Regions from separate parts of the Mus musculus genome. Here region 2 is linked to region 1. A link is a loop called in an ENCODE intact Hi-C map of the cell type or tissue named here. Cell type or tissue: left cerebral cortex. All regions are shown on one strand. Links, peaks and the distances in the headings refer to the core of each region. The heading gives the core; the rest is flanking DNA. Region 1 holds the start of 1700088E04Rik (RIKEN cDNA 1700088E04 gene). Region 2 holds the start of Eif3l (eukaryotic translation initiation factor 3, subunit L).

Evidence for each region. Peaks named below come from ENCODE experiments on the same cell type or tissue, not always from the same donor. Only the 100,000 strongest peaks of a DNase experiment are listed, where the experiment ranks them.
Region 2: it touches region 1 in a loop (3-fold over the local background); 2 of 42 quality-filtered maps call a loop at or near these places.

What each region holds. Positions count from the first base shown.
Region 1 is chr15:79,133,042-79,147,744 of GRCm38, reverse strand. It overlaps Micall1 (microtubule associated monooxygenase, calponin and LIM domain containing -like 1), which reads right to left. Exons shown (of 16, transcript NM_177461.1): 16 at 10,845-14,703. The coding sequence ends at 14,624. It overlaps 1700088E04Rik (RIKEN cDNA 1700088E04 gene), which reads left to right and starts at 6,494. Exons shown (of 7, transcript NM_138581.2): 1 at 6,494-6,590; 2 at 6,753-6,864; 3 at 8,445-8,507; 4 at 11,256-11,438; 5 at 11,980-12,108; 6 at 12,292-12,392; 7 at 12,523-13,090. The coding sequence starts at 6,762. The coding sequence ends at 12,594. It overlaps Polr2f (polymerase (RNA) II (DNA directed) polypeptide F), which reads right to left and starts at 6,420. Exons shown (of 5, transcript NM_027231.2): 1 at 6,311-6,420; 2 at 3,082-3,151; 3 at 1,562-1,692. The coding sequence starts at 6,330. In left cerebral cortex, for the core only: a CTCF peak has its summit at 7,944 (motif pointing right); a DNase peak (open chromatin) is centred at 6,469; H3K4me3 peaks cover 1,701 bases; H3K27ac peaks cover 1,053 bases.
Region 2 is chr15:79,067,562-79,082,264 of GRCm38, reverse strand. It overlaps Eif3l (eukaryotic translation initiation factor 3, subunit L), which reads right to left and starts at 7,042. Exons shown (of 13, transcript NM_145139.2): 1 at 6,973-7,042; 2 at 6,446-6,494; 3 at 5,224-5,434; 4 at 4,112-4,191; 5 at 3,211-3,272; 6 at 609-678; 7 at 338-411. The coding sequence starts at 7,005. In left cerebral cortex, for the core only: a CTCF peak has its summit at 10,426 (motif pointing right); DNase peaks (open chromatin) are centred at 7,102 and 10,424; H3K4me3 peaks cover 1,852 bases; H3K27ac peaks cover 761 bases.

The DNA.
Region 1 (14,703 bases), core at 4,432-12,431:
ATGTCTTCATCACCTCTGCATCCTCGACAGGTGCAGTGGTGAGCACTGCTAGATTTGCACAATGAAGGCTTCCTGCTACAGGGCAATCTTAGCTAAAGGAACATGTGTCCCAGAACACTCAGCAAACTGGAAATGTCTTGTACCTGTGATGTCCCCGTGCTAACTGGGAGCCACAGACAGGCCCCTGAGCATCTGAGGTATCTCTAGTATTGGTGTGTGTGTGTATGTATGTGTGCGTGCTTTCTTTTCCTTTGTTTGGGTAGGTGTTTTTTGTTGTAGTGGTGGTTGTTTGGGGTTTACTGTTATTGTTTTTGAGATGGTGCCTCACTGTGTAGTCAAGGCTCTCCTGGAACTCCTTATGTAGACCAGGTTGGCCTTGGAGTCACAGAGATCAACACACCTCTGGTTCCTGAGTGCTGGGGTTAAAGGTGTGCACTGCCTCACAGGGCTGATTTAATGGCCACATGTAGCCAATGAGTGCCATAACAGAGACTATCCTTAGGCCACTAGGACCACATATCCCCCTGAAGGTGGCTTTACTCAAGGAGCCAAGAGTGCAGCCAGGCTGAAGAAAGGTCTATAGCTGAGGATGGCTGAGGTCAACCTTGACTGTACATAAGACCCTTTACCGAGGCAGACACTGCAGTCAACTTTACCCAGGGCTGTATGAACCCGTGGTAGGGATGCTCACAGCCCTATGCAGGCCTCCCCAGCCCCATGGGAGAATGTTCTGCTGTTGCTGTGTTTTTCCTTCTCCCTAGTCCATCCTGCAGCACCCACGCGCCCCATACCAACAGTTTCCCTTAGGCTTGGGTCTCCCACTAGAGTTCCACTAACACCCTGCCTCCTCTGGATGGGCTGAGCTCACTGGCCGGCCATCCAAATTTAGAAAAACAACATGCTCTTCAGTTTCCTAGCGCCCAGAGCCACCGTTGCTCCAGACTTTCCCAAGTGAGGGGCCTGCTTACTGGGCTGGGCTGGCCAGCCTCCCTCCCATCAGCGTAAGCTAGAAGGAGCTGTTGCAGCCTTGCCTGAATTCACTCTTATTTTGTTTGACCAACTGACAGGAATTCTCTGAACTCAGGTAATCACATGTACTGGGCTCCACCCCAGACCTCTTTTCATTCTTTATCTTGGGGCAGCGTCTTGCTAGTTGCCCAGACTAGCCTAGAACTCACTCGGTAGTCCAGGTAGGCCCGTGAACCCATGATCCTCCTGTGTCTTTTTTGTTTGTTTGTTTTGTTGTTGTTTGTTTTTTGTTTTTCGAGACACGGTTTCTCTGTATAGCCCTGGCTGTCCTAAAACTCACTTTGTAGACCAGGCTGGCCTTGAACTCAGAAACCCGCCTGCCCCTGCCTCCCGAGTGCTGGGATTAAAGGCGTGCGCCACCACGCCCGGCTGACCAGGGTTCTTACTGTCACTTCTCATGTCACTTCTTACATTTTCCCACAGGTGCCCTAAAGCACTGCACAAGTCCTGACACACCAGGGCTGGGCAGGACCAGCAGCTTGGGCTCACTGTGGTGAACTGACAGACACGACGGCCAAAGGGCAGCACTTACGCGATCTGAAGAGCCCGGGTGCCCAGCACCCGGGCCCGCTCATACTTGGTCATGTAAGGAGTGGTGATCCGCTTCTGGTTGGCCTGTGGTCGCTCACCAGATGGGAGAATCTCGACATTTTCCTGGCCCTCCTGGATAGCAAGCAAACAAAGAGGGGAAATCTCAGGGCAAGTTTTGGATCAGGTAGGACGATGATGACACAGAGACTTCCCACCACCCTCAACCCTTTCTGGATGTCATGGACCGTGCAACCACTCACTGACACCACGCAATCCTTAACCGCATGCAACCTTGTAAGGTAAGGATTGTGGTCCCCAATCCAGGGGCTTCAAGAGTCAGCCAACCTGACCAAAACCTCCAAGCTAGCAGTAAAGATGACGGTGTTCAGAACTCTAGAGCCAGCCGCCTTGCCCAAACAGCTGGCCCTGTAAGTGGTGAGCACACCCTGAACCGGAAGCTCAGGACAAACACCTGCTCTTTCATATGGCAAATGAGTCACTGGGTCAGGTGACTAGAACAGTCATGGTAAATGAGAGTCAAACACATACTGAGCAAGAACCTGCTGTCCTCTGCTCTATTTAGGCGAGAGAGAGAGAGAGAGAGAGAGAGAGAGAGAGAGAGAGAGAGAGAGAGAGAGAGAGAGAGAGAGAGAGAACACACGAGACCATGGGTTTCATCCCCTGCAGCACGCATGCACAAACGCACACAGGAATAATGGTGATCTGACACAAAGCAAAGAGTTTCTGATAGCAATGGCGGCTGCCAGAGAACTGCGCAGCTCATGATCCGTTTACATGATTCTAAAACCAAGACTTAAGGGTTAGGGTTTGCCTCATAGAGTAACCTGCTTGCTACCTAAACTGGAGAACCTAAATTTGGGTCTTAGCCTCCATGTAGAAGTCTGGGTCTGTAGCAGTGTGCTACAGGCATAGCCACAGAACTAGTGGTAGAGTCAGAAGGGTTTCTGGGGCTTGCTGGCTGACAGCCTAATTGAAGCACTGAGCCTCAAGTTTAGAGAGACCCTGTCTTGAAAAATAAGATGGAGAAGGAGAGAGGATGACCTCTGACCTCCACATGCATTGCACAGGTAAGTGCGCCTGCATACAGCACACGTGCACATGCATAAAAATACATAAAAAAAAAAAAGTAATTGTTTGCTGTGTGCTTACTACATGCTGAACCGTATTTAGGATACAGTAGTGAATAAAACGGACCAAAGTTACTTCTACCTGTGCCTTTAATCCTAGCACTCAGGTGGCAGAGGAAGGCTGATTTCTCGTGAGCTACAAGCCAGTCTGGCTTAAATAGTAAGTTCCAGGCTCTATACTAAGATCCACCACCACCAAACCATACATAAGACGACACGATTATCCCAAGACCTAGTTGAGGTGGCACTCAGACAAAGGCCCGGAGCAGATCCATGGAATTGCATTCCTGGAAAGTGAACAGGGAAAGCCCTTGGTGAACGCTGCCCGTCCCTTGTCCGGGCTGCAGGGCAGAGGCCGAGGCTGGCTACTGACCTCCTCAGCATTTTCCAAGTCGTCAAGTCCTTCGTCCTCCTCAACGTCATCAAAGTCGTCGCCGTCGAAACTGCCAGAAGAAACTGGTGGTTAGAGCATCACCGGCCAGAACCAGAGATACAGCCCATGTCTCAGCAGTGTCGGACAAGGGGCCGGCAAATCTCAACAAGGGAACCAAACTCTGGAGGGTCACTCTGTGCCTCCAATCATGTGCCATGTGTCCCCACAGTTTGCTAGGACACCTTCACTGTGGTTTCCTTCTCTGTGAACCACGCCAGTTACATGTACACATGGACTGTTCTGGTCCGGGGACTGTGTGTTTAAGGTTTATTTTATCTGTGTGTTTGTGTATGTAAATGTACACACATACAAGTGCGCCTGGAAGCCAGAAGAGGGTGTGGGAGCCCCCGAAGCCGGAGTTGTCTGCCTGGTTTTACTCCCTGGGAAACCAGCCAAGTGTGGTTAACCTCTGCGCCATCCCCCTCGTCATGAAGACAGTTTCAGCCTCTCATAAGGACATAAGGAGAGAAATATAAACGTGCCAGGGTGGTAGCACACTCCTGTACTCCTAGCATTTGGAAATGGGAAGTGAGAGAACTAGGAGTTTGAGCCCAGCCTGGGCTACATAGTGAGATTTTGTCTCAAGAACAAAAACAAGTGAAGTGTACTTCAGGGCTGGAGCTGTAACTCAAAAGTAGGGTGTGTAGACAGCATGCATGAAGCCGCTGGCACTCACAGCACCAGCACACTACCAGCATCACCTCCCCCTCTTAAAAACAAACAAACAACACACCATTATTCTTTCCCCTCCTGCTACAGCTTAATTCCATATTCCCTTATGGTGGAGAAAACAAACAAACAAACAAACAAACAAAACTACATAAGACCAAGGTGACATTGCCATTTTCATAGCCTAAGGTCACCAGGCTTCTAAAAACATGCTTATTTATTGCTAACGTGCACATGATGCGTGCTCGCGTACAGGCCCACATACACCACCAAGACTCCCTTTTCTGTTCTCTCCTTCTACCAGGGGCTCTAGGGATCAAACCTAGGTTGTTAGGCTCGGGCAGCAAAACTTTCACCTTTAGCCCCTCCTCCATCTCATCAGCCTCCCGTGGTGCACAATGTCTGAGGGAGCTGCCCAAACTCGCTGTCTCCAATTCTTCACTTCCCGAGTCAGAGCCTCACCTCAGTAAGGCTTTCGCCACACCCTCAAGCTCCACAGCCATCCTTCCTGTGCTCACTGATCATCGCACCCCACAACCTCCCCATTGAAAAGTGTCTCTTTGGGCTGGTGAGATGGCTCAGTGGGTAAGGGCACCCGACTGCTCTTCCGAAGGTCTGAAGTTCAAATCCCAGCAACCACATGGTGGCTCACAACCACCCGTAATGAGATCTGGTGCCCTCTTCTGGTGTATCTGAAGACAACTACAGTGTACTTACATATAGTAAATAAATAAATCTTTAAAAAAAAAAGGGGCTGGTGAGATGGCTCAGTGGGTAAGAGCACCCGACTGTTCTTCCAAAGGTCCAGAGTTCAAATCCCAGCAACCACATGGTGGCTCACAACCATCTGTAACGAAATCTGACGCCCTCTTCTGGTGTGTCTGAAGACAGCTACAGTGTACTTACATGTAATAAATAAATAAATCTTTAAAAAAAAAAAAAAAAAAAAAAAGAAAAGTGTCTCTTTGTGCTGCCTGGCTGTCCTGGAACTCACTCTGCAGACAAGGCTGGCCTGGAACTCACTCTGCAGACAAGGCTGGCCTGGAACTGAGAGATTCCCCCCCCCCCCCCCAAGTCTCTGCCCTGAGTGCTGGAATCAAAGGCTTGCACCACCCCCAGCTTCACTAAGGATCTTTACAATGCTGAACCCTTCCCCTGGACAGCCAGCATACCTGGCTCCTCCCTCCTGCCTCCCACTCTGGGGGAGGGGATGCTTTTCTGGGTTCTCTTCCCCCCAAGTCACTCACTCACCATCTCTTCTCTGGTGGCAATCACTGCCCTGGTCAACGCCGTCATCTCTGCTTTCATTGCATTTTTGACTGTATTTTGTATGCTTGTTTTGAAGTCAATCTTACTGCACAGTATGTAACTCAGGCTGGCCTGAGACTCACTATGTTGACATCTAGTTCAGGACAATTCCCCTGCAGTAGCCTCCCAAGTGCTAGGATTACAGGTGTGAACCACCACGCCCAGACTCTGAATTCTGACTGATCTATCAGGACTACCATAGTTCATCTTCTCTCTTGATTAACATATACAGCGTATCAAGAAATCCTTTAGGTTCTATCTTTAAAATATATCAGGATCCAGGCATGGTGGCGCACGCCTGTAATCCAGTGCTCAGGAGGTGAAAGCAGGCAGATCTCTGTAAGTTTGAGGACAGCCAAATCTACACAGTGACTTCCAGACACAGCTAGGACTATGTTGAAAGACTCTGTCTCAGGAAAAAAAAAAAAAAAAAAGAACAAAAATCACCTGGAAAGCAGAGGTAGATGAATCTCTATGTTCGAACCACCTGATATAAGGTTATATTTGGTCTCCAAATAAATAAAATAAAAATATGTCCAGCCGGGTGGTGGTGGCGCACGCCTTTAATCCCAGCACTTGGGGAGGCAGAGGTGGGTGAATTCCTGAGTTCAGCCTGATCTACAAAAGTGAGTTCCAGGACAGCCTGGGCTATACAGAGAAACCCTGTCTCGGAAAAAAAAAAAAAAAATGTCCATAATCCAGCTGGGTCTGGTGGTTCATGCCAGATATATCAACACTTGGGAAGCTGAAGCAGAGGACTGTGTCGAATTCAAAGCCAGCCTTAGCTATATAGTGAATTCCCGGGCAGCCTGGGTTTCAGAGTGAGGCCTTGCCTCAAACAACACTAAACTTCATGCTCTCTAGAGTCTATCCCCACTTCTGCCACCTCTGCTACTATCACACCTAGCCCAAGCCCGCGTCTGCTCCCAGCCTTCCAGGCCATTCTCTGGGTTGCTTTTTCCTTCCTACTTCCACGACTACACAAGCTACACACCTCTGGCATTCCCTTCCAGAAAGAGAGCGCTCAGAGGACAGGGGCCACACGGACTGAACTCTCTGACCACTGTCCCCATTGCTCCGCGAGGTAGGAAGTTCTGAAGACTTCGCCCCACCAACCCAGCAGCTGGGCTAGCCTGTGCTCCAAGAGCCCTGCTCGCACCACGACCTCCCTCCTTCCGTGGCCCGTGCTCACTTGTCCTCGTTGTCTGACATGATGCCTTCTCCGCCCGGGGCGCAGAGCAGAGAACGCGCGCCTTTGCCCCTCGCCGCACCACGCGTAGTTTGCGCTTGCGCCGTGACCCAGGCGCAGTTACTTCCGGGAAGCAGCGGCCGACCAGACGCTAATGCGCGTGCGTGGAGGCGTGTCGCTAGTTACCATGGTAACAAGGAGCGATTAGTGAGGACGCTGACACTCTAGCTCCTTGGAGTTTCTCCGTGCGGAGGGCTCTGTCACGCCCAGGTCATCGCCTAAGGTGAGCGCTCCTCCCCGGACCGTCACGATAGGGACTGTGGTCACTGCGCTGTCCGGAGCCGAGGGGTCGGGCACCAGCTTCTCAGACTCCCAGGTTGCTCGTGATGAGAGGTCCGGATTGCGAAGCGTAACTAGGGCGAGTCATTGCTTCTCTCCCTCCTAGGGCCCTCCCATGGCTTCCCAGGAAAGGGTGGACTCGGTGACCAAAGGAACCGGGTTCCGCCGCTGCCGTAAGCAAGCAGGTTACACGCCGGGGACTTGTGAGCTGCTCAGAGGTCAGTGCATTAGGGGATCAACGACCCGAGCGGTGCGGTTTTTCCTTAAGAGCTTGGGATTCTGAAAGGTTCGGGGAAGAATCAAAGACCAGAGATGGAGAATTTTGGAATGGTTAGTTCATCTTTTACATGCACTTTCAATGAAGCCTATCTCCTCACTGCAGTGGGACCTTCACAGTACCAAATTCAATTCCCTTCACCAGGCTTAGACATTATACAGTCTTAGAGGTGTTTAGTGTCACCTTCTAAATGGTGAACACCACCAGGCAAAGAAACGTGCCTGTTTCTGCTCACAACTGTAGCTCCAGCCTCTGCTACATGAATGAGCATGTATGCACTTAATTATTCAACGACAAAAACCTAATGTGTGATTTGGATATTGTCCTAGGTACTAGGAATAGAGTGTTGAGAGGATTGCAAAGGACAACTCTTGCTCTCAGAAAACTGATAACACAGGAGGGTAACAAGAAAAATGAACAGGAGAAAATTATAGAGCTGAAGGTGTTGCTCAGTGACAGAGTATATTCTAGGCAGATGTGGAGTCTGGGTTTCAGCCCCAGCACACCATACACAAAAAAGTCTGTGTGTGTTACAGTTGGAGAGCTGGCTCAGTGGTTAGGAACATGTACTGCCCTTTGAAAGCTCATTCCCCAGCACCCATGTTAGCCAGTCACCAAAAAAGTGTGTGTGTCTTAGGCATATGTAATGGGAGGATTGCCTGAGCCCAAGAAAAGCTAGCCTAGATAATATAGTAAGAACCTATCCTTGAAATAAAATAAGGACTGGAAAGATGGCTCAGAGATTAAGAGCACTGGCTATTCTCAAGGACCCAAGTTCAATCCCCCACAACCATATCAGGTGGGTCAAAGCAATGTGTAACTCTAGCTTCCTATGAGTCAGTGCCTTTCCCTGCCCTCCACAGGCAGCCATACACGCATAGCTACACACTCACGCACGCGCGCGCGCACACACACACACACACACACACACACACACGACCTTTTATTTTTTAAGATTTGTTTGTTTATTTATTATGGATAGTGTTCGGCCTGCATGTATGCCTGCAGGCCAGAAGAGGGCACCAGATCCCATTACAGATGGTTGTGAGCTTCCACGTGGTTGTTGGGAATTGAACTCAGGACCTCTGGAAGAGCATCATATATGCTCTTGATATGTGAGTCATCTCTCCAGCCCACATACAATCTTAAAGGGAGAAAAGCTGCATATAGTGGCTCATGTCTTTGATTCTAGCACTCTGAAGAAAGAGGTGGGTGAGTCTTTGTGAGTTAGAGGCTTGCCCAATGTACATACCAAATTTCAGGACAGCCAGGCTACAAAGTGAGACCGTTTCTATAAATAAACAAATAAATAAAAAGAGAAATAAAAAAAGATAAATTAATGAATAAATACAAGAAAAGGAAAAGAACCTTAAGTGACAGGCACTCTAAAGAAGATGGAGTAGGCAGAGGAGTGGAGGAGCTCAGTGCAGAATGGAGGGGGGGGGCGGGCAAGGGCGGGACCTGGTGGGATGAGGTGTGTCTGCTGAAGCTCCAGACGTCAGCCCCGGCTTTATTTTGCAGTTATGATGAAGGAGTCTAAACTGACAAACTTCCAGCAACGCCACATCATGGACACCATGAAAAGTAAGGGCAGTCACTCTGACGCTAGAGACTTTCTGGGCGAAGGAACCAGGGATACTTTTTTTTTTTTTTTTTTTTTTTTCTTGAGACAGGGTTTCTCTGTGTAGCCCTGGCTGACCTGGAACTTTGTAAACCAGGCTGGCCTCGAACAGATCTATTAGAAGTCTGCCTGCCTCTGCCTTCCAAGTGTTAGTTTTGACAATGAGTGCCACCATGCCTGGCTCAGAAATACATTTTCAATGTCGCTCTATATGAAAGGGATGGGGAGTTCATACCGCAAGTTCTTGACAGCCATGGCTACACAGTGAGATCTCGTCTCATTAAAAAGGGTTCAGTAAGCCGGGCAGTGGTGGTGCACGCCTTTAATCCCAGCACTTGGGAGGCAGAGGCAGGCAGATTTCTGAGTTTGAGGCCAGCCTGGTCTATAGAGTAAGTTCCAGGACAGCCAGGGCTACAAAGAGAAACCCTGTCTCAAAAAAACCAATACAAAACAAAACACAAGGCTGGAGAGATGGCTCAGTGGGTAAGAGCACTGACTGCTCTTCCAGAGGTCCTGAGTTCAATTCGCAGCAACTACATGGTGGCTCCCAACCATCTGTAATGGCATCTGATGCTCTATAATGGAATCTGATGCCCTCTTCTGGTGTGTCTTAGGACAACTACAGTGTACTCATATACATTAAAAAAAAAAAAAAATTCCTGGGGTGGTGTGGAACACAGGTTTAAATCCAGCATTTGGGAGGCAGAGGCAGGAGGATTTCTGAGTTCCAGGACAGCCTGATCTACAAAGTGAGTTCCAGGACAGCCAGGGCTATACAGAGAAACCCTGTCTCGAAGAAAAAAAAAAAGTTTGTCTCAAACTTGTCTCAAAAACAAACAAAAAACAACCAAATGAAAAAGGGGGGAGAGTGAGGCAGGCTCTCTAGCTCTCTAGCTCTCTAGCTGGCTCAGGCTCAGTGGTTAAGAGCAGGTGCGGCTCTTGTAGATGACCTGAGTTCAGTTCTCAGTTCCCACGTGGGCTGACAGTCACCTAAAACTCCAGTTCCAGAGCCTCACTGGGCACTGTGTGTGTTTATATGTGTGTATGATGTATACACACATAACTAAGAAAATAAGTTTTTGTTTTGAGACAGGGCTTCTCTGTGTAGCTCTGGCTCTCCTGAGACTTGCTCTGTAGAACAAGCTGGTCTCAGACCCCCCTATGGGTACCAGACACACACACAGTATACATCCATATATGCAAGCTCTCCTACACATAAAATAAAAACAAAACTTAAAAGACAAATCTTCCTTGAAGCTTCATGGCTTTGGCGGCTTCCCTGGGAATTCACTCTGCCTGTCTTACTAAAATCTACTGTTGTTAAAGAAACCCAGTCTCAAAAACAAAATAAAACAAAATAAAAACAAAACTAAACTAAACTAAACCAAAACAAAACAAATCAAAACCAAAAAAAAACCCCTAAGTTGTTTTGAGCTTGGTTCAAACAACCAACCCCTCTCCTTCCCCTGAACACCAGCAGCGCGGCGGCCATAACTAGTTACTGTGTATGCACCCAGGGAAGAGGAGGTAGAGCCGGAGCACAGGATCATCCTGAGAACAAGGGCATCCTCTCAGGTCTGTGAAGGAACCCTAACCACTCTTCTCATCTGTTACTGCCTGGGCCCAGCTCCCCACCGATGCTGTGTCCCATTCGAATAGCTGTTTTCCTTGGCCATGAATGAGACTTTCAACAGCAAGCAAAAGAGGCAACCCTTCCCCAGAACTTCCAACATTCCAACAATGGATTCCTACATTGCAGAATAAAATCATCTTTCCAGAAACTTCCCTATGTTCTGATCTCCACCCTCTACTCCATTAGCCTCTCGGCTGCTGCCCAGGCCCCCCCTCAGCACCTCTTCACTGTTTTCTGTTTGTTATCCTCCCACAGGAGCCTTCTCTGATAAACACTGACATCTAGGCTGACGTTCTGCCTCCCAGGCAGAAGGCAGTAGATTTTGTCCCACATAATGGTGTGGCGGCGCATAGCTGTAATCCATGGACTTGGAGGACAGAGGCAGGGAGCTCATCCTTAGGGCGTTGGGAGGCCACTCTGGACAGAGACCCCACCTTAAACAAAAGGAAAGACCCAAGACCCTGGGCTGGTGAGACCGTTAAACAGGGAAAGGTGCCAAGTTTAACAACCCTGAGTTTGATCCCTGGGACAAACATGGCTGGAGAACTGAGTCCCATAAGTTGTCCTCTGATCCCCACAATAATGCTGTATCAAATGTGTCCACATTTATATTTATTACATACACAAAAAAAGTTTTTAAATAAAAAACAAAGGCCCACACTGCAGATTCAGTGTATAAGAATGTTTGTTTATTGCAGCATTGTCGGAAGTAGTAAAAATCCAGCCAACAACAAAAAAAGAAACAAAATACCCAGAGACGATCAGACTGTCCAGAAGTACACTAGCTGAATAAATAATGTAACCATTCTAACCACTAGTACATAGCTATCAAAAAATAAGTTACGTATGAATGTGCTTATAGGAAGTTGGCCTTGATAAACGGGTGAGAAAAGGATCTGTTATTGACCACATGGTATGATCCAGTGTAAGAACCGAGTGTGCGCAGACCAAAGGAAAACACCCTTGGATATGTTCTAGAAGCATCAAGAACAAGGAGCAACCACCTAATAAGCAGCTACCTTATTTCCTCTGAGAAGCAAGCCCAACAGGTGGCCCCACTTGCTCCTTGTGTTCCCAGGAGGAGCCCCTCTGCCCCTGCAGTGCAACCCTACATCCAGCCTGAGGGGCTCTCCCTCCAAGAAGGCAGCCTCAGCCATCTACCTGCCTCCCATTCTGGCCACCCACTCTCACCTCAGGCCTGCCAGCTTGTGCCAAGCCAATGGGGCGTACAGTCGTGAACAATTCAAGCCTCAGGCCACCAGTAAGTGCTGGGCTTAGGGCTCTTTTCGGGGGTCACATCAGCCTGGGACAGCATCATTCAAGCAAGCTGGTAACAAACCCGGGCAGGAAACCAGTCAGGTGGCCCTCTTTATCTTCCTATAACTTTTTTCAAATTAATCCAGTTTTCCCAATCTCAGAGGGACATGTGGCTGTCAGCTGCTTATCCTCCTGTTCCCTCAAGTCCATCTCCTATGCATCTGAGTCCACATCTGGGAGCCCCTCCTCTTCTAACACTGCCTTTGGCCCAGACCCACTAACACCCTCCTCTCCCCCCAGTTCCTTACACACAGGCCACTTGGGTGGCCTGCGGTTCTGGGTTACTCATTAGTTCTGCACTGGTGCTTGTTCTCGGTTGTTTCCACTGCTAGCCTAACACGCTCTGCTCAGAAACAGCCAAAGAAGTGTGGGATCTGCAGAGGCCCACTCCTCATAAACGAGACACCCGCAGTGCACACAGCCGATGGGAACACGGGAACAGGCCTTGCTCTACACATTAGCAAAATCATTTCTGGGCCCCACAGGAGATCTGGAGAAAGAGAAACGAAGACTCCAAAATATCTTTGCCACTGGGAAGGACAAGGAGGAACGGAAAAAGGTTCCCCACGTGCGGCAAGAAGACCCAGCTCCAGAGCTGGACCGGTTTGATGAACGTGAGCCACCGTGTGTGTGTGTGTGTGTGTGTGTGTGTGTGTGTGTGTGTGTAGAACTGATGGGGCTAACAAGAGTGACATGGCTTGATAGACATGTCCCACCGGTGTCCCTCAGAGACCATGCATGGCTGGGGCTCTATGCACGCCTACCCTGTGCATTGACAGCCCCTCTCCTCTGTGCAGTGGTGAAAGAAATCCAAGACAGGAAAGAATTCTTGGCTGCCATGGAGGCTCTGGGGCAGGGCAGGCAGTACCGCAGCATCATCCTGGCTGAGATCTCCCAGGTAGGAGAGCCCACCCAAGGGGAGGGTGGAAGCAAAGGGGAGGAGCCCCAGCCAGCACCAGGACAGTTAGCTAGATGTCTAGGGTGTCCTGCCTGCCATGACAGCAGCTCTTTCTGGTGGCTCTCTGCAGAAACTACGGGAAATGGAGGACATTGATCGCAGGAGGAGCAAGGAGCTGAGGAAAGCCCTCGCCACCACTTAACCCAAGACAAGGGCGGGCTCACCCAGTGAGACTGCCAACCCGGCACAACAGCCAGAACCAGTGCCCTTCACTCTGCCACACAGCACCCATCCCAGGCCTGCCCACCCATGGGGGCTGGGCCACGCCAGATCATGACATGGCTTTGTCCTGTGGCATGAAACAGTGTCCTAGTCACTGCCTGGGGATGCAGAAGCCGCAGAGTAGTGTCATAGCTACTGTGTTTCTTTCTCTAGGGAAAAGCCCCAGGCACACCATGGCGATGCCCAGGCTCACCCACCTTGGACATGTGCCTAAGGGCACCCTCTCTGTGGCTCTCCTGATGTCACAGCTGGCCTCAGGTGCTCTGTTTTGCCTTTCTGAACCAAAAATTAAACATGACTCTTTCCTCCCTTAGATCTTTCCCTTAGGATCTAAGTCTTTGCCTTCTTGTAGCCTTGGGCAAATGTTTAACCACAACAATTAACTGGCCAATAAAACACATTTCACTTGCCCCTGACATGTGCCACCTTGTTTCCCCAGGGATAACACTTATGTGTTCGGAATCAGAACTTGTCCAGCACAGATGAGAATCTAACTTGGACCCCACCTGGTACCCCACCTGGTACACTGCACATCAGTGTCCTTTCTTTGGGCTGTTGACACTAAGCAGCCTGACCTTCACCAATATTTTCATTTCCCTGTCCCCATAAATATTTCCTGCACCTGCTGGAAGTTTCCCATAACTCTATTAGAACATATGACCTGTGTTCTTGTCCTAATAGAATAAACATGACTACTCTGCAGCAGCCAGCAGATAAGGGTTCAATCAGTCGGGGCAAGCCCTCTAATGTGCAGGCCTAGCACAATGGAAAACCCAGGACAAGTGTAGCCCACTGTGACAAACTCAACTTTGATGTCAGCATTTACAACTTGTGCCTGTAGGAGAACTGGATTCTGGATGTCTTCTGATGGGCCCATGTTGACAGGACACAGGTGACTATGAGAAAGGTTGTCCTGTTCACTGAGATACAAACTTTCCTTGACACAGAGACAGCCTGGTAGAGCCCTCTCCTGGGTTACAGCAACTGGGTCATAGGGCTCCTCTGAAAGACCTCTGAGGTGGTGGCCCTGGTTCCAGGACAGCAAGTGAATCTGGAGAGACTACCAAGGGGCACTGGCAACTGAGATACAGTGAGTTCCTTCCCAGGATGCACAAAGGGAGGGACTCTGAAGTCCCCGAGTGTAAGAACAGTGCTTAGACCATAAGCTGCCTGGCACAGTCCCCAGTGACAGACTGCCCAGACCACAAAAAGGAATGGGCCCATCATCCCCGGACGTGGGGAAGACAGAAAGCCTGACTGAGAGAACACCCACCCAAAGCATCCCTTCCAGGCTGACCTGAGTCAGTGCCCCAGCTCAGCCAGCAGCTCCCTGTGTGGTAATCCTGGGTTCCCACAGAGCAAAGGAGATGAGGGAGAGGAAACGGAACTGTCTTCAGCCCATTCCCTTCTGACACAGCACAGAGCGCTCTGAGGGGCTGGACTTGCAACCCTCATAAATACAGCTCCTGAGTGAGGTGACATGAGTTTCAAGGACATATGCGCTAGACAGGAAGGCAGGGACTAGGGGTCAGAGCTGGGAAGGCAGAAGCTAGGCAGCCAACCTTGCTGCTGGCCTGCTGCAAAGTACTCGAGCCCTTAACCAGGGCCTGCTGTGAGAAGGACTGTGGTGAGGACCCCATCTGACCTGGTTCAGGGAGAACAAGGAGAGCCACGGCCTCTGCCTGGAGCCTGCATCCCTGCTTGCTCCAGGCTGGCCACAGCATCTGGGGACAGAATCCAAGTGGGCAGGGCTAAGTCACAACTGGTTGGGACACAGGGAAGAAGGAAAAATCTTTAGCCCAGACCAGCTGGAGACCATGGAGGAGGGGAAAAGTCACCCAGAGACTCCCTCCCACGGTCATCGTCCCCCTTGGCAGGTCCCCCGGCAGCAGAGTGCTGCTGTGGCCTCAAGGCTCCAGGAGAGGAAAGGAAGGTGGCTTCCTTCGCTGTCAGCTCTTGTCCCCTGGGGCCTTGCTCTTGGCTTCTCGTTTATTCCCCAGAAACTTCAGCACCTTTATGGTCTTGAACT
Region 2 (14,703 bases), core at 3,952-11,951, 65 kb after region 1:
TTTGATGGATGAGAGAAACTAGCAAGGCTTGAACAATATCAGCTACTAGACCCTAGGCAGCCTCTAGTCTAGAAGCCATTTCTTCCTGACCCTAAAATCTGCAGCTGCCAGCTCTGCTCCTGAAGTGAGAAAAGTACCAGGCAGAAGAGAAGAGTTCAAGCCAAACGCTTCCCTGTTGGCAACTGCAATTCTCTCCCAGGCTTCACTCTTCTCTTCAGAAAACCATTCTAACCCAGAGCCCAGTGCGCTGGAGACACCACACCGGTCATGGCCAAGGTCACGGCCACTGCCTGTGGGAATTACTTCTTTGTGGCTATGGCTGAGGCTGGACAAACACCTGGTAGATGAACTCATCGATGATGTCCCAGAGCCACTGGTTGGGGAGTTCAAGGGGCGCAGGTCCATCCGCATCTACAGAGAGAACAAGGAGATCAGAGTCCAGGCAGGAGCTCGACCGCTGGAGCAGGGCTGCAGAGCAACCATCACAGTCTCCCTCATCAAAGACTAAACCACCAACCCCGCTTCTTCCTACTTGCACATTGAAATCTGGCTAAAAAAGAGCAAGCTAGGTGCTCAAATACACTCCTTTGGCCAAATCTGAGACTTACTGAGGATGTAGTTGAAGAGATTGCAGTAGTTGTAATAAGATTCGAACCTCTGTTCTAAGGAGGGACCCCCCTGGAAAGAGAACAGGATGTTAGGGCACATAAGTACTTTCCTCGCAGCTCACTGCCATGGCTGAGAATGAGGCCTGTCTTCTTCAAGTACATAAGAAGGGGAAGACTGGGGTACCACAGTGAGTGAACATCAGGACAAGGCCAAGTTTTATGGCCACAGATCACAACCAACACTCACACAACAAGCATGCAGCTCTAGGAGAGAAAGGGAAGGTGCTTCTGGAGCTATGGCCCTACTAACAAAGGGGAGGAAGGAGCACTTGGGGTACCTGAAGGCCAGAGTTAAGAGACAACCCAGCACTGGGCTACCACAAGTTCCCAGTGCCAGACTGTTGTGTGCAAGCAGACAGATGTATCTATCAGCAAAAGGTCCTACCCTGACTTTACTATGCAGACCAGGCTGATCCAGGATTCAGACCCGCCTGTCTGTCTGTCTCTGTCTCCTGTGTCTGCACCTGTGCACCTAGGCTGGCATCTGTCCCCAGCGTCCAGAGCTGTGCTTCAGTGGAAGTGTAGCGTGGTGCCCAGGAAGAGCCTAGGCTGGCTAGCATTTACACTTGCTGTTACGTTCATGGGCTCTGCCGCCTGGCACGCAATTGGTATAAGGGGCATAGCTGCATTTTAGCTCACGCTTTAACTCCTTGGATGGTCTTCAAAAACCTTAGAGACTCACAGAATGTTGGCCTTTAGATATAATTCTATTAATTTAGACCTTTTTTGACATTGAGACATGTTGACTCCTGGCCAACACCCCATCCTACTTGGAAGAGGATAATGAGCACCAAGCATTTCCAGATGAAGTTGTTCCAACTGTGGCAAGCTAGCCACTGGGCCAAGAAAATGTCCTAACTTCACTTGCAGACAAAACACTATCCAGAAAGGACAAATAGACACAGGATAGTCCACTGGCAAGCTCTGCCAAGACATGGTAAACTAGTCCTTCATAATTGCTGCTTCACATAAGAGCTGTCAGTGCACGTCTTTAATCCCAGCACTCGGGAGGCAGAGGCAGGTAGATTTCTGAGTTCAAGGCCAGCCTGGTCTACAGAGTGAGTTCCAGGACAGCTAAGGCTACACAGAGAAACCCTGTCTCGAAAAACAAACAAACAAACAAACAAACAAACAAAAGAAAATGTTTTAGGTATAAGAAAATATTTTTAAGTTAATAATGGTAGGATAGAAATTGATTTAGATTCTGAACTCACCAAGACAGGCTAGATAATAAAATACTTTCTTCTGCGTTGACAAATACAAACTGGACTTTTTGAACGTAACTCTTACCTAATAATTTTCATAATTATTTTGTAATTGTTCCTACTATATGTTGTTTATTTATTAGTCTAAGAGAAAGAACCTTTTAGACACAAAAGGGGAATTGTTTAGGTTTGGTCCATTGCTATGTATTGTGATGCTAAATACTGGCCTTCAGGTCTGGCTGCCCTCAGGGATGAGGAGACCTTCACACACACCAAGTGCTGCTATGTAACCTTGCTCCTTAATTCAAAACTATTGGTTGAATAAATAAGCATACAGCCTATAGCAGGCAAAAGAGAGGTAGGTGGAGTTTCAGTCCCTGGGCTTCAGGTCTGAGGCAGGACCATAGAAGAGAAAGGTGGAGGAGGTAGAAGGTGCCATGGGGTAAGAGATCATGAGAATTGACCACAAGGCCTGGTCAGCAGAAGTAAGAGTGAACCGCATGGCAAGTCATATCTCAAGGGTCATCAGCGGGGAAGTAGAGAGAATAGCATGGAGGGTAGGTATCTGCCCAGCTCTAGTGCTGCCTACGGCTTATTGGGATTGAACAACCTAAGTCCGGTAGAAACCGCCACTAATGGTTAATATTTACAACGGGCCAGTAACAGAGAATGAGCAATCAAAGCTAGGTGCGGCATTCAAGGCCAGCCTGGTGTACTGAGTGAGCACCAGGGCTATTATACAGAGAAGTCCTGTCCAAAAAAAAAAGCAAAAAGAAATAAAACTAGCAAATATGTCAGCCAGCAGGGCTGTGGACCTGCCTTGGGATGTGCTAATGGTGATGGGCTGTAGGGATATATGTACCCCTGAGATGATGGAGACATTAAGGACAGACAAGCTTGAGTGCTCAAGCGTCCACAACAGAGACCAACTTTCTGGGTCAAACAATTCATTTTGCCTTTCTTCAGAGAAAGTTAAAATGAACAAAAACCAATGGGGTGTGGGGTGGGGGGCTGGCTGGCAAGATGCTTCATGGTGAAGAACACTGTTCTCGCCGGGGCCAGGGTTAGATTCCCAACATCTACAGCCAGCCCACAACCGTCTGGAACCCCAGTTCCGATGCCCTCTTCTGACCTCTGTGGGCACCGGGCACACACATGGCTCACAGACATACATGCAGGCCAATCACTCATACTTGTATAATAAAAGGAAAAAGAAACAACAACAAAACCCATACAAAGCATCTTTAGACGTGGACGAGAGACTGTGCTAGAGATGGAACTGACGTAGGCATCTGACAAAGCTACTGATAATACCAACACGAGCGTAGAGTACTCACACTGACTTTGGCGTAAATATGCCTGTAGTACAATTCTTTGTACAAAATTAGGAATACGGCATCTGAAAGACATGGTTGAAGGGTACTTTGTTAATCTACAAACCAACTGGCTGTCTTCTGCAGCCTTTCAGGTGGAGAGACAGAGGGGATTTAGAGGTTAAACTTTTAAATCCTTAAGCTTGTGCCCCAAGAAACTATGTACCCAACACATGGCTTACTCAAGACTTTGAGCCACGTACTTGAGAGACTTAGGCAGGGAGAGCTCTGTGAAGTTCAGGCCAGCCTGGTCTACAGAGATAGCGCTAGGGCTAGTCAGGGCTAGTCTAGAAAAACAAAGCAAACAAAAAAACTGAAAAAGCAAACCGGTGCATGGCAAACACAGACCACAGCTCAACGGGAGCCTGTCTTGCATGCCTAAGGTCCTGGTCACACCACACGCCAAAGAGAAGCCACATCTGCAGACCTCATCCACACAGACCATGAAAGTGAGCGGTGAGAGGCAAAGAAGCTGAAGGCAAAGGGACTCAAGGATCAGCCCACCCGCATGGAAGACAAGACTCCAGATCTGGGGAAGCTCACATTACACAGCTCTCTCTCACTGGGTAATTCCCCAAGCTCCGGGGAAACAAAATGCTAAGTGAAACACAGGCAAGCCAGGCGAGGTGGCACAGGCCTTTATCTTTACCTCTCAGGAGACAGAGGCAGGAGGATATCTGAATTTGAGGCCAGCCTGGACTATAGAGCAAGTTCCAGGACAGCCGCCAGGTACAGAGAAGCCTAGTCTTGGGAAAAAAAAAACAAAAAAAAAACCAAAGAAAACCTCGCAAGCCCTCTTGACCTCTCTGATGAGTCCAGTCCTGACATCTGTTATCCAGCACGCGAGACACAGTGTTACACCTACCATTGCCAACTTGGGGTGCAATTGCTTCTGCCTCAGGCCACGGTGTATTCTTGAAGAACCTTTCAGTTAGCTTGGTCCAGCTGAAAGCCAAATGTAAACAATTCACAACTGCAGAACAAGAAGGACTCAAGACCCAACCCTCGATCCAGAGACATGGGAGACAGCACAGAGACAGAAACAGAGCCTAAGGCTTCCATAAGCCTTGCCTCAACCCAGCTCTCCTCTCCTGACCCTCAGCAATGTGGGAGCAGAGGTCGGTCAACTCCTGTTCACTGATCCAATAGGCGGCTGGTTATTTGCACACACACATCCATCCTTGCTTGAAATATCTCCTATCCCATCCCTAGCTGGCCTGTCTATAGCTAGCATTCATTGCCTTCAGGGCATCCCTCAATACTACTCCGGAGCTTGGTTCACACTGGTATGTATTGGATGGTTACATAGTTCAAAATTAGACTCCGGTGTCAAGAGTACACAGGTTCAGAACTCGGCATACGCACAGTGCTAGCTATGCAATTCAGTTCTATTACAACAGGAGAAAAGAAGAAAAAAAAAAAATCACACAACTCCCATCATGGGATTACTGTTAAGAGCAAAGCAATAAACACACATGCCAACCCTGCTTCATCCACATGGTAACATGTACAAATTGGTACTTCTGTCATTATTAGTAATGATGTTATTTTAGATCTTGTTTGTTTCTGGGATACAAAGTCCAGTTAATTAACATGGCTCCAAGGCCAGTGGTTTGCAACCTGTGGGTTACAACTTCCTTGACAAGCTTTTACCTCCAGAAAATATTTACATTATAATTCACAACAATGACAAAATGACAGTTATGAAGTAGCAACAAAAAAATGGTTTTATGATTAGGGGGGCATCACAACATGAGGAACTGTATGAAGAAGTGCCAGCATTAGGAAGGATAAACCAGCGCTCTGGCCCAAAGGAGTCATAAAGACATAGTGAAACCATCTCCAAAACACACACACACACACACACACACACAGCACACACGCACATGTTTGCACACACAGGGAGGAGCTGCATCATCTTGCAGGCCCCCGTCGCCAGGCCAGCTCCACTCAGAAAGACAATGTTACAATCCACACCTGTTCTCGTAAATGTCCTGGATCTCGTACACCTTCTGGTCAATGACATCACTCGAGACGCGGCTGGCCTGAAGCTCGTACACCTTCTGGTCAATCAAATCGGAGACAGTCTTGTGGAAGTACTGGATGAAGTTTTTGATCACTTCCGGTATCACCTGATATGTCTGCTGCTCATACTGCCGCTCATAGGCAAGGTCCTGCTTCGGATCTCCTAGGAGAGAGACACGACAGAGTGCTCCCAGGCTCCTGATGACACGTCGGGGCAGGACCACCCCAAGGGGCCGGGGATAGAGTTCAGTCTCAGTCCCAGACTGCTTGCCCAGCATGGGCAAGGGTCTAAGGTCAGCCGTCATCCTCAATCCCAGCCCACTGTCCTTGTCCCTCAGGACATACCATTAAAGTTACTTCTCAGCTGGGTAGGTGGGTGCACACTGCTAATCCCAACCCTCAGACAGCTGAATCTGTGAGGCTAGCATGCTCTATATAGTGAGTTCCGGGATAGCCAGAGCTACATAACGAGACCCCCATCTTTAAAAAACAGGAAAGGAAACTCACTTTCTAACCAAATGATGCATAGTACGCTATTTTCTTTCACCTTTAAAGACACATTAACATGCTTACTTTGTAAAACTACTCTACTGTAAGGGCCAATAAAATACATGCTGTGAGCATCGCAAGCCACTTGGTACTTACTTAATCTCAAAGTGACTAGAACATTTCGGTAAACTTCAAAAGCCTCCCCAAAGTATTTCACTTAGACTTGGTTTGAATCAAGGAAGATTTTCACACCAAGATTTCCTTCTTTGGGGCTGGAGTGTGTGGTTTAATCTCATCTCCGGCACCCAAACAACAAAGCCACAAAGCTTTTTGACCTTGGCCAGACAGCTCAGGGAGGAGGGCTGTGGGTGTGGTTCAGAGACCGTCCACAAGCATGGGGCTCTGGGTTCCACCCCAGTATAACAAATAAAATCTGCCCCAAGTAAGAAAAACCTAGCCGGGTCAGTGATGGTCCTCTTCTGACGTGGGCAGGTAGACCACAAAAAAGGCCTGGTTTAATTAGACTCTTCACAACCCTACCAATCAGACCTAATGGCCGACTCCACCACTCCATTAGGACGCAGTTTTTAACAGGTCCCTGTTGGGAGTCAACGCTGAGATGGTCAAAGAAAAAAGTGCCAATCCTTGGAAGGCAAGAGACAGCCGGGCAAACTGAGAGCCTCACCTGTGTGCATATCATAGTCGCCCGGGTAGGCGTAGGGATCATAAGCAGCCTGCAAGGAAAGAGACAAAGTTAGGGAGACACGCCAAATGGGGACTCCAAAAATGCTCGTCCTCGGGCCTCCATGTCAAGCAGGAGGCAAAACATACTACTCAGATAAGACTGACAGTCGCTACCTCGGAGGGCTTCACATGTGTGAGAGAAAAGGGACCCCGGGCAAGCACAAAACACGCTTACAGGTGCAACAAGACAAGAAAAACACAGTAATAGCCCCGTCTGAAGCAGACGCCATGAGAGCCAAGAACTCAGCATTAAACACCCTTCAGCCCGCCTCCGACTGACTGCGACTACACGCGGGGACATACGGCCGGCAGAGGAGGGACCCGGGGAGGAGACCCGGGGCCGGGAGGGCCGGAATGATCGAGGTCCGCTTGTTCCGGCCCGATCTGGACGCCGCCTCACCTCGGGGACAGATCCCACCGAACCGGGTGCCCACCGCGGACCCCGCCACGCGCTCACCGCTTCATTACCTCAGACTCGTAGTCATCAGCGGGGTAAGACATGGCTACGGCGCTCCAGAAGCCCGTGGGAGAGAGCGGAAGAAGAACTCCGCGCCTGCTTGGCCGGACCGGAAGTCCCGCCCAGCCCAACCTGCCCGAAAGCCTTTCCGGGGTCGCCGGGGAAGCGAAGTAGCTCTGATTGGAAGGACGGAGTTCCTAAACTATCAGAGTTCCTTCCTCCCTGCAAAACGGGCTTTTCAAAGGACATTATTGTGGAGTATGGTGTGCACGCAGAAGTAGGGGCGGGCAAGCGATAAAGGGGAAGAATGCCTAGACCCTGTTGACTCACATCTGCCATCTCAAGGATGGCGGAGGCAGGAGACTGCAACAAATTCGAGGATAACCAAAGTTAGTTATTTCCAGGCCAATCTGATTATAAAGCGGGGTCTCCAAAACAACAACAACAAAAATAAAGAGAAATCAGAAGAAAACGGTACAGAGACGATGACAAGTGACCTGCTAAGATGTAGCGTTCCTGACCTTAGATTTAGGTGTAAACGGTTTTGCCTGCAGCGAGAAATTTCTCCCCCACACCACCACCACCAAAAAAAAAAAAAAAAAAAAAAAAAAAATCAACCTGAGAACACTCAGGATGACCAAACTGGTGAAGGCCCTTGACACCAAGCCTAACGACCTGAGTTCGATGTGGGAGACCCACATGGTGGAAGGCGAGAACCAATCCCTGAACAGCTGATTTGCCTTACCTTTTGGGCACCTGCATCCTTGTCTCCGGGTCACAACAATCTCTGCTTATTACAGCCAGGTACACAACTCTGGGCTTCGGCACTCATGCTTACCTCTGACCAGACTTTAGTACAAATGACCCCGGTATCACTGCCTGGCTCTCTGTTGAAGACAGGAGTTTGCTGGACGAGTGTTGCTAATCAACGCCCTCTACTCAAAGCGTCCTATTTAGAACTGCCATTCTCCCCCCTGGCTCCTTAAGCCCTAGACTCCTTAAAGTCGTTCCTTTTGTTTGCCTGTCTGGTTGCTTTGGTTTATTTAAGCAAGAAAGAATTAGGGTTTAATAAAGACCTTACTTTTAAGATTATTTATTCCTCTGTATGAGTGAATTATGCACACAGGGCATCAATCCTCTGGAGTTACAGCTGATTTTTCAAAAATCAGCCAGCTGTACCCCTGGCTGTCCTGGAACTCAGTCTGTAGACCAGACTGCCCTTGAACTCAAGAGATCCACCTGCCTCTGCCCCCTGCTTACTGGGATTAAAGGCTTGCATAGCTACCTCCCTGCTCATTTGGTTTTAGACAGGATCTTTCTATTATGTAATTCTGGGTGTCCTAGGGTCTATTATGTAGACCAGGATGACCTCAAACTCAGAGATCCACCTGCCTCTGCCTCCTGAGTGTTGGGATCAGAGGTGTGTACTACCACACCCATACCCCTCACCCCACACCCACACCCCAAGATGTTTTGCCATAGGTTAAGCACTAGCATTAGGGGATAGATGTACTCAGAACAATGTAAGATGCACCTGAGAACAGAGCAATGAGTGTCTCAAACTAGTCATAGAAAGTACATGGGTGGGCTGGTGAGATGGCTCAGTGGGTAAGAGCACCCGACTGCTCTTCCGAAGGTCAGGAGTTCAAATCCCAGCAACCACATGGTGGCTCACAACCATCCGTAACGAGATCTGACTCCCTCTTCTGGAGTGTCTGAGGACAGCTACAGTGTACTTACATATAATAAATAAATAAATAAATAAATCTTTAAAAAAAAAAAAAAAAAAAAAAAAAGAAAGTACATGGGTAAGTAAATATGGATAAGAACATAAATGTGGTTCTTCAAGGGAGGGTTAACTTTGCCACATTTCCTTGTCTCCTCTAGAGTATGACCTGAGGTGACTATGGTCATGAGACTAATGAGGTTTTCTTTTTTTTTTTTTTTTAGATTTATTTATTTATTTTTATGTATATGAGTACACTGTAGTTGTCTCCAGACACACCAGAAGAGGGCATCAGATCCCATTACAGATGGTTGTGAGCCATCCTGTGGCTGCTGGCCTTTGAACTCAGGACCTCTGGAGGAGCAGTCAGTACTCTTAGCCACTGAGCTATCTCTCCAGCCTGAGACTAATGACTAACTTTAGAGCCCCGGGACCATTTCTGAGTGCCCCGAGGGGATGAGGTAAGGTGCTCAGATAGTTTCATGTTTTATAAAACTTGCACAATAATACGTTTGCTACACGTGTTCAAGGAAGCGTTTTCCACTTGGCTTCCCTTTATGCTGTAGTTCCCCTGTGTCTAGTAGCATCTGGAATGCTGCAGAAGGAAAGCCACCTGGGAATGTCTGCATGCAGTGGACTTTCAGTAGGGATTTCAGTTATTGCTGGCATTCCACATACAGGACATGGCAGTAGCCACGTTTAGCAGTGAGTGCTCACAATGTGAATAGATTTGAAGGTAAATTGGGCTATTAGAAAATTAAACTTAGCCTGATTTCTCACCGTGCTTCTAAATGCCAGGAATTTCATACAGTTTCTCAAATATTGACAATGTTTCTCAAAATGTTTAATGACATTTTAAAAAAAAAGAGATGTGAAATTGGAAGAAAAAATGTTTTAAAAAATGTAAGCCAAGGGGGCTGGAGAGATGGCTCAGTAGTTAAGAACACTGACTGCTCTTCCAGTGGTCCTGAGTTCAATTCCCAGCAACCACATGGTGGCTCACAACCACCAGTAATGGAATCGAAGTTTAATACTGAAAAAAAAATTTTTCGATCTAAAGTAGATTCTAGAGGAAGCAATTATATGACCATTTTCAGTTGAAACAAATGTTAAAGTTGGGCCTAAGGTTTCAAGCCTGTAATCCCAGCTACTCAAGTGGCAAGTTCAAGGCCTGACTGGGATATAAACACTTTAAGGTTAGTCTGGTCAAACCTAGTGAAACCTTGTCTTCAAAAGTAAAAAAAAAAAAAAATCTGGGAAAACAGCCCAGGCCTGGAGCACTTTCCTAGCATGTGGGAGATGCTATGGGGGGAAGGGGAGAGAGAAAGGACACAACGTTGATCCAGATCCAGGAACTACAGCATATTCAGTCATCAACCAGGAAAGGAAAGCATGCGTTTCAGAACATCGAGATGTACATTTGCTCCCTGGGTTTTGAGAACTTTGTGTTGCTTTGATTTGATTTGGGACAGGTTCTTATTCTGCAGGCCTGGCTGGCCTGGTTTTTGGCTGTATAGCCTTGTCTGGCTCAAACTTGTGATACTCCCCCTGCCTCAGCTTCTCTAGTGCTAGGATTACAGGTATGGACTTATGGACCAACACACCCAGCTTTAAAGTTTTGTTTTGTTCTGTCTTGTTCTTTGAGATGAGGTTTCACTGGCTCCCAGCTTTCAGTGGTCAGAGCTTCACAAATCCCCAGTGTTCTCTCTGCATGTATGCCTGCAGGCCAGAAGAGGGCACCAGATCTCATTATAGATGGTCATGAGCCACCATGTGGTTGCTCAAAATTGAACTCAGGACCTTTGGAAGAGTGGCTGGCCGGTGCTCCTAACCTCTGAGCCATCTCTTCAGCCCTGGCTTATTTTTTATTCTTCATGCAAACTTCTGTATCACAAACTTGGATCCCCTGCTTATAACTAGCAGGCATATACTTCAGTTACTTATTAAGAAGCCCTTCTTGGGGCTGGTGAGATAGCACAGTGGGTAAGAGCACCCAACTGCTCTTCTGAAGGTCCGAAGTTCAAATCCCAGCAACCACATGGTGGCTCACAACCATCCGTAATGAGATCTGACTCCCTCTTCTGGAGTGAATGAAGACAACTACAGTGTACTTACATATAATAAAAATATATAAATCTTTAAAAAAAAAAAAAAAAAAAAACAGAAGCCCTTCTTAGCTCTTCTAGAAGAAGGCTAGGCTGACTTCATGACAGACTTCAAATTGGCAGTCCAAGAGACAAGGACTAAGAACTGGGCAAGTCCAGGCAAGTCAGTTACTAGAAAAAAAAAACCCAGGCTTCGGGCAGCTAGTCAGAAGCTGCCCTGCCACCTGGCCGGAGGCAAGGACAGTGGGTCAGCAGCAGTTTCCAGACTCCTTCAGCTCCTCAGCAACAGTTTCCAGACCTCAGTTTCCAGCCCCCATGCCCTGGTAATGGAATGGTCTTAAAGATGGAGTAAGATAAAGGTTGCCGACCCCCAGAATCCTCTAAGGTTTAAATCAGGCCTGAGAGCTCACTTGGTTGTCTCTCTATTCTGCTAATAGGAGACCCCAGCATGATGGGCTTCTGCAGAGTAAAACACTCTTTGAGTCCAGGGTATCATTCTTTGGCAAATCATGGATCCTTACACTAGAACACACAATTTAAAAGGACATTTCTTTTATTTTTAATTAAGAATAGGCATGTGTGTTTACATGCATGTTCATTCACACCACATTATATGCAGGCTTATGGAAGCTGGAAGAGGATGCTAGTCAGTGAGCTGGGCTTTCAGGCAGTGGTGAGTTACCCAGGGTCCAGGAACTAACTCATGCCCACTGTTTTAAGTTATAGGAAATGAGCCAATTCAAGACAGATTAGATTATATTAAATGCAGGTTTATAGGGAAGCTACTATTGGACAAGTTAACTGGCCCCAAGGACAAGCCCAGTGAAGTTACCATGGGGAGAGAGAAGGAAGGAAGGAGAGGGAGGGAGGGAGAAGAGAGAGAGGGAGAGAGAGGAGGAGGAACACAGAGAGAGCAAGAGAGAGCAAGAGAGAGAAGACTGAAATGTCTGGATTATATAGGGCCGAGCCTCCAAAGTCTGGATTATATAGGGGTAAGGGCAGTTCAGGGTTGGGGGCAGAGTATTCCAGGTAGGGACTGAGGGATGCTGGGAGAACCTGGAAGCCAGATCTACTTTGACATATAAAATATGCACCTCAGTCCCAGGGTCCCGAAACCAAACACTCACTGCAAGAGGACCAAGTACCCGTAATGTTATGTTTTATAACATGGTAGAATTGTGGCACAACACGGCAGCGGAGGGAATACCTTGGTGGGCCCATGCCAAGGTATCCTCCTGAGGAATCACACCATGGGACAGACCTATTTATTATGGAGAGAAGGGAGGGAGGGGAGCAGGGACCTGGAAAGGGGTAGACATGGAAACACACACACACACACACAGAGAGAAGAGAGAGAGAGAGAGAGAGAGAGAGAGAGAGAGAGAGAGAGAAGAGAGAGTGGGGTAGTGAACAGTCGTCTTATAAGTTGTCACACCTGGCTAACACTTGGCAGCAGGCAATGTCAGCTGTTGCTAGGTCACTGTCCCTAGGTTCCTGGGAGAAGCCTTGTGGAAGTGTCTGTAAGCCAATGTTGAACCAATGAGCCATCTCTCTAGCACCCAAGAGCTTACATAACCTAAGAGAATCCTAAAAGCCCTGAAAGGTCCTTCCTCACTGGCTACTCGTTCTCATTTCCCTTTGTGCTGGCTTGCTTCTTTTCTCTCCAGTCACAGATTCCATGGCTTAATCGCTAACTCCCCTCTCTCTGTCCACCTATCTAACTCCCCAGTAGCTTACCTAGCCCAGGAGGCTTAGGGACCACAAATATGCTGTACACTTTCCATTTCTGCCTCCATCCCAGACCCCACTATTGAGGCTGGGTCATGGGTTATGTAATTGGGTATCTAAAAGGCACCTCAAAATTAGCATGCACAGGGTTTGAGCTGTAGCTTAGTGGCAAAGGGCTTCATAGCAGGTGTAAGGCGGTGGGTTTGATCCCTAACATCCATCAAAATGACTCATGCCTTCAATCCTAGGAACACCCAGAGGAAGAGGAGATGGCTCTCTGAGTTCAGGCCAGCCTGGTCTACAGAGTGAGTTCCAGAACAGGCAGGATTAAACAACAACAATTCCAAACTGACCTGTGACTTTCAGATTCAACCCCATTTTGACTGCAGTTTCCCCTTCTCATTTAAGGAGAACTTTAGTGTTTTGATTGCTTGTGGGGATCCCTGCGCAAATGCTACTGCCAGCAGGGAAGTGGAAGGAGAAAGTCAGGAAAGGAAACCTGGCTCACCACGACTTAGTGAGCTGGTGTTTGTTCAAACTTCTGGGTTTTTGGTTTTTTTTTTTTCTTTTTCTTTTTCTTCTTTTTTTTTTTTTTTTTTTTTCCTTTTCTTTTTCCGAGACAGGGTTTCTCTGTGTAGCCCTGGCTGTCCTGGAACTCACTTTGTAGACCAGGCTGGCCTCGAACTCAGAAATCCGCCTGCCTCTGCCTCCCAAGTGCTGGGATTAAAGGCGTGCGCCACCACGCCCGGCTATTATAGACATATTTAAGTACAATATAATTTTGGAAAAGAATCTTCCTGTTAATAAAGCTTAGCATGATTAGACCAGAACTCTTTTGCAAAGTACACGTGACCTCTACCATGAGCATGAGTTCCACAGTTTAGAAGCCTAGGATGTGGTGTGGTCTCTGACCAAGGTCTTATAGAGGTCACCAGGCTATAGGGTGCGTGTAAAATCTCCCCTACGGATGGGTTCTATTGATAAAGAAACAAAGCTAAAAGTCTAGGGCAGGAGAGTCTGGGGGAGTCCAGTGAGGCCTGGCCTTCCAGAGAGCAAAGTTCACTAGGTTATTAACCTTATCTCTCCCCAGCCTTCTGGGTGGAAAACAGGTATGCACAGCCCCTGAAGAGAGAAGGCTGTGTGCTCAACACTCCTGGTTTCACCAGTGCTTATCTGTGAGCACAAGGACACTGTGCCCTCCACAGTCACTCATCTCAAAACCTCTGTCACCATCCTTCCCTTCTCTCCCTCCTCTCATCTGCCATATTCAATGCATCTGAAAATCTTGCGGGCTCTACTCCCAAAAACAGTCCTATAAGCTAGAATCTAGCCACCTTGTTTCCATCATTCTTGTCCCAGCTCCCATCTATACTGTCATAGCTTCTTCCACTCTCTGGCTTCCATTTAAGCCCATTTTTGTACAATTGCATTTGAGTGGAGACTAGGTGCATTGATTGACGGCACATACTCAGCTTAGAAAGGCTACATTGGTGAGCAGATGAAAGCCCTTACGGACCATGCAATCTTTCATCACAGGGCGTTTGATTTTGCAGGGCTCCTTCGCAAATGGAAAAGTAGGACTTCAAAGGCAAAAGAAGCGAGCAGCCCTGAGCTCCTGCAATAGAGGATCTCGTAGCTAAGGGGCTGCCTTCTTCTCTTGATCTGTTGCCTGGGGTTTGAGGTAGGAAATTCTCTGCTTTGGGTTATTAGTCATGCCCCAGCCTGTCATGGTTTTTCAGATGGATGGATTTGAAGCTTCCCGTAGGCAAAGTTTTAGCTACTTTATGGGTTACCTTTTTCTACTTCAACTTTATCCCTTCCAACCCCCAGCAGTAGATAGGAGAGACAGACTAGAGTGGAAAAGGTGAGTCAATATTACTAACTAGACTACTTCCTGCTGATTAGGGGTGTTGAGGGAGGCAACTTTGTTCTTCATTATCAGGAGTTTGCTAATCAGCAACCAGCAAACCAACAACCAGCTGACAACAGCAGCAGCAGCAGAAACCATCTGTAGCTGGCTGACAAAGTCACGCCCCTGCCAGAGCACTAAGCAAATCATCTGCTGCTGTGTCCCGTATCCCATATCTTGGATTAAAACAAAAACCTATTCACATAACTGGCCCTAAAACCCCCTGACCCTCTCTCAGCCTTCCCTTTTGAATCCCTCGCCATTCCTTTGTGCT